2 separate regions of the Homo sapiens genome follow, and region 2 is linked to region 1. A link is a loop called in an ENCODE intact Hi-C map of the cell type or tissue named here. Cell type or tissue: gastrocnemius medialis. All regions are shown on one strand. Region 1 overlaps PAX7 (paired box 7). Region 2 has its middle 95 kb from the start of TAS1R2.

Region 1 (2,500 bases):
TGGCTGGTAGGAGGCAGATTCCGAACTCAAACCCAGGTCCGTCTGACCTCACTGCCTCTACTCTTCTCACCTCTCCCCCAGTGCCAGCCCTTGCTACCTCCACCACACTTTGTAAGATAGGACCAAGCGGGCAAGCCCTTCAGGAGCAGCATAGTGACCTCTGCTCTGCCCAGCACAATCGTTGCTCTCCCTGCTGCTTAAATAACTTGGATGAGTAAATGATTGAAATAACCCATGAGAGAAGTGAATGAGAACTAGTGAGTAATTTCAAGATGGACTTAAAGTCACAGGAAGAGTGTAAAAGATTTTGAGCCGGGCGCGGTGGCTCACGCCTGTAATCCCAGCACTTTGGGAGGCTTTGGGAGGCTAAGGTGGGCAGATCACCTGAGCTCAGGAGTTCAAGACCAGCCTGACCAACATGGAGAAACCCACTCTCTACTAAAAATACAAAGTTAGCCAGGCATGGTGGCACATGCCTGTAATCCCAGCTACTCGGAAGGCTGAGGCAGGAGAATCGCTTGAACCTGGGAGGCGGAGGTTGCGGTGAGCTGAGATTGTACCATTGCACTCCAGCCTGGGCAACAAGAGCAAAACTCCGTAAAAAAAAAAAAAAAAAAAAAAAAAAAGATTTTGAGCTGAGCTCCTCATAGAGTGGGCCTGCCCCTGCCCCCAAGGTGCCCTCTTAAAATGTCCCACCTCATCCTCCTCACTAATTCACAGCTGCCACCCCTTCCAAAACTCCATATTAGCTGCACAGGACACCAGCATGTTAAAGAGACCAAGTTAGAAGGGTCCTCATGATATCTTCAACTTCAACCTCTTGCTTCATCTCCCATATGTGCTTTGTGCTTGGTTCACAGCTTGGCGCAGAAGAAAGAGCTCTGGGTCTGCCACGAGAATACAGGGCTCTGAATTCTGTCCATGCAACTACACAGTACCATTTCCAGCAGTACTACTTCCTTCTTCCTAGAAAGGCTCTTTCCTGGCAGGAATGTATACACAGTGCCCTCTAGTGTCTAAGGACAGTACCATGCTGCTAGCAGAGAGCCAGGATCAGAGAATGCCCCACTGCAGTTTCCCCTTGCATCAGATTTTGTGGTGCAAATCATCTACCTAGGGCTTAGAATTTATTTTATTTTATTTTATTTTATTTTATTTTATTTTATTTTATTTTATTTTATTTTATTTTTATTTTTATTTTTTGATACGGCGTTTCATTCTTGTTGCCCAGGCTGGAGTGCAATGGTGCAATCTCAGCTTACTGCAACCTCTGCCTCACGGGTTCAAGTGATTCTTCTGCCTCAGCTGGGATTACAGGCATGCACCAACATGTCTGGCTAATTTTGTATTTTTAGTAGAGACGGGTTTCACCATGTTGGTCAGGCTGGTCTCGAACTCCTGACCTCAGATGATCCACCCACCTTGGCCTCCCAAAGTGCTGGGATTACAGGTGTGGGCCACTATGTCCGGCCGGGCTTAGAATTTTAAAATCCGGCCTGGTGGGGTTCGATGGGAGCTCCCTGGAGAAAAAGTTTTGTCAAGTTTTGTGAACAAGGTGAGAGTCCAACTCTGGCTTTCCTAAAGACACTCTCCTCCCTCCCTCCTCTCCTTGAGTTGGGAGAGTGAAATTGAACCTGTGGGGGTCTCTCAGTCACTGGGAGAGAGTGTAGGATTTGGAGTCAGACAGAGCATATTTGGATCCTCACATTGCCAATGCTTCCTAGCCCCCAGGAGGCCTCTGGGGCAGCCAGAGGACCTGGCCATGGAGCCTGAGGCCTAGGTTCTGGTTAGGGGCCGGTGGGACCCTTCAGACATCAGCATGGAGGAGTCTTGCCCTTTGCCAGCTGTTGGGCCCCATGGAGGGGGAGGAGCCATGTTGCCCCCTTTCTAGAATCTCCTTCGAGAAGAAGCAAGAAGTGTTCTCCCTGGATCAATGCCAGCTCACCCTGTCTTCTTCCCAGTGGAGAACTGGGGATGGGAGGAGCAGCCTGAAGTGGGCGGGACTCCAGCCCTAGAAAACCCCACATTAGAATCCCACCCTGCCACCTTCTGGCAGTGGCCCTGGGCAAGTCCCTGAGACTCTGAGCTGCCACCCCCTCCTCTGGGGCCAGCAACTTGGTGGTTTAGCCTTGGTCCAAGGGCTGGAGATAATGGACTCCCCAGATGTGCTGTGGCCTTAAGACATTCTCGGCCCCTCCTGGGTCTGCCTGGGAAGGGGAGAGAGGAGGTGCTGCCGGGCTGTGGGGGCGGGGTAGGCAGGACCTAGGGAGTTGATGGAGAACCCATCTTTCAAGGACTGGTCTCAAGGGGAATATGCAGAGCCCCCTCCCTGCTCCTGTACCCTCACTCAATCCCCTTCTCCACCTGTCCCTGCACAGCTGCCCAGCTGCCTGGGTGGGGCAGGGCACCTGGCTGGGGTCCCTGCTCACCAGGACAGGGGAGTACCTGTGTGGGGGAAGTGGATGGGGGTCAGGAAAGTGGTCAGCTACAGCCAGAAACC
Region 2 (2,500 bases), 82 kb after region 1:
TATGAGCCCTGAGGAGTCCTGCTATTGGCCAGGTCCTCACTCTGTGCAGGTGGTCCACATACTGTCCTGGGTCATCTTACTCAATCCTTACAACAACCCTGTCAGCTGGAAATGATTATGCTCAGTTTAGGGAGGAGGAAACCAAGGTCTAGAGAAGCAAAGAAAAGTATTCAAGATGACACCCTGGGTGGTGAAGCCAGGGCATAAACCCAGACAAGAATTCAGTGTTCACACTTTAAAAGTCATCGTAAGATGGAAAATATCACAAGAGTTAAAGACATAGCCATCACCGGCCTCCACAGTTACCAGCTTACCACCCATCCCATTTCATGTGTCCCCCCACCAATCACTCCTCCACACCCTGGGTTAGGTTGAAGCAAATTCCAGACCTCACATCATCTTTAGATAGTTCAGCATTGTCTCTAAAAGATAAGGAAGGGCCTGTGTTCTTAACTACAGGACCTCGCATGGAGTGGACATCAATAACTATTCAATAAATCTTCACTTATTATCTATGTGAATAAAATCTCTAAGCATCTGTCAAGCCAAAAGTGTATTTGCGCATCTCTAAAAGGCAGTCAGGAGTAGTGGGAAGATAACGGGCTTCACCATAAGCTTTGGGTTCAAACCCTGGCTCTGCCAGTTGCCATGGCTATGGGATACTGGGTGAGTTCATGGAAACTGCATGAGCCTCCGTTTCCTCCTATGAAATCCACACATCATGGCACTTTGACTTGTAAAGTAGTTAGGATTCAATGAGCACATAAATGCGGGCACATGCCCTGCAGAGAGCCTGGCTTTCTGGGGTAGTTTGTCAACAGCATAACCCTGAGTAACTCATCGAACCTCTTGTGCTTCAGTCTCCTCATCTGTAAAATGGAGTAATAAGAGTACCTGCCCCAAAGGGCTGCTGTGAGGAGTCAGTGAGTTGATCTATGTTAGATGTGGGATGCCTGGCACTTAATAAGTGTTCCATGTGAGTTACTGATCACTAGAAGCCTGCAGTGTGGATAAGTAATGTCCAGTGTAGGGGTTATTATCCTGCAACATCGAACAGCTCCGGATCAAGCTATGCTTAAGATTTGAGCAATGGTTCTTACCTGGGGGCAATTTTACTGTAATCCTAACTGGGGGCAATCTGTTGTCTTACTGACCCCAGGAGACATTTGGCAATGTCTGGAGACACTTGTGGCTATAACAGTTGGGTGGGTGAGCTGCTACTGGCATCTAATGAGTAGAGGCCAGGGATGCTGCTCAACATCCTATGAGGCACAGGACAGTCCTTTCAACATACAATTATCTGGCCCAAAATGTCAGTGGCAAGGTTGAGAAACCCTGGATTAGAGAAAGGATCGGGAGGGGGTTAGCTCCATTGCACAGAGGCTGGGAGATTGACGCTTCAGTCATCTGGGGCTGTGTCCAGACTCAGGAAATTAATGGGATTTTTTCCATCTTCAGCAGAGTAGCAGTTGATCTGGTTCTTTCCGGAAGACAGCTGGATGTGGCAGCACGCCCTTTTTGAGTTGGGTACACTTTGTCTTATGAAGTGTCCTCTCCAAGCCTCTGCAGCTGGTTTGGGAGTGGCCAGGCGCTGGTGGGTGGAGGGTTCTGCAGCACGAGGGGGCCCAGCTCCCTGCCCGAAAGCAGGGTCAGGTGGGGATTTCTGGCAGCAGCTGGATGTGCTTCTGGTCCCAACCTGGAGACAAGAGGAGGGATCTGGGGATAGAAAGCACATTCAGAGAAAAAGCACGACGAGGACATCATGAGCTTTGGAACCAGATGGGCAGCTGTTCAAATTCTAGCTCTTTCAGCTACCACTGGATGACCTTGGCATGGAACTTACCCCCTCCAAGACTCCTTTGACAAGACAAGCAGGAGTTGTCCAAAGTCCCAGAGTAACCAGGGCTTGAGTCCATGTTTCTTAATTCTCAGTCTAGGCCCTTCCCCATGCATTCATTCATTTATTCATCCATTTACTCAATCAGCCTTACATTTGTGATAGGAGATTGGAAGGGTGAAATGGACAGTGGCCACAGAATAAAGGGCCTTGTAGATCCTGGCAAAGAAGTTAGATTTTATTCTAAGAATGAATGAAAACCATGGAGGGTCTTGAGGGACATAATCAGACTTAGAAAAAGTCTGTTTGACTATCGTATGAAGCTGGACAGGCAAGAAGCCAGGGGCTCAGTGACAATGGTGGCTTTGACAGGGTGGTGGCAATGAGGTGGAGAGGAGAGAGATTCAGGACACATTTTGGAGGAAAAGCCAGCAGGTCCTGCTCATGAATTGGGATATGGTGGGGGTTAGGAAAGGAGGGAATGGAGAGTAACTCCTCGGCTTTGCTCCTTTACAGTTGGGGAGACATGGAGGCCACTAACTGAGATGGGAAAGGCTGGGAAAGGGGTAGGGTGCAGGGGGCAGAGATTCAACAGGTCTGCTCAGCCATGGCAGAGCTGGGAGCTCCACAGGAGACCCCGAGTAAAGATGGCGCTGCCTGACA

What was found. Hi-C counts contacts between places; a loop is a spot of excess contacts. Peaks named below come from ENCODE experiments on the same cell type or tissue, not always from the same donor. Only the 100,000 strongest peaks of a DNase experiment are listed, where the experiment ranks them.
Region 2: it touches region 1 in a loop (2.7-fold over the local background); 1 of 110 quality-filtered maps calls a loop at or near these places.

The regions. Positions count from the first base shown.
Region 1 is chr1:18,680,566-18,683,065 of GRCh38, forward strand. All of the region lies in intron 4 of PAX7 (paired box 7), which reads left to right. Among named protein-coding and RNA genes, the nearest start is that of PAX7, 51 kb to the left of the region's middle. In gastrocnemius medialis, CTCF peaks have their summits at 1,029 (motif pointing left) and 1,228; no DNase peak of the experiment used is centred here.
Region 2 is chr1:18,763,050-18,765,549 of GRCh38, forward strand. No RefSeq gene overlaps it. Among named protein-coding and RNA genes, the nearest start is that of TAS1R2, 95 kb to the right of the region's middle. In gastrocnemius medialis, no CTCF peak of the experiment used is centred here; a DNase peak (open chromatin) is centred at 1,502; H3K27me3 peaks cover 1,046 bases.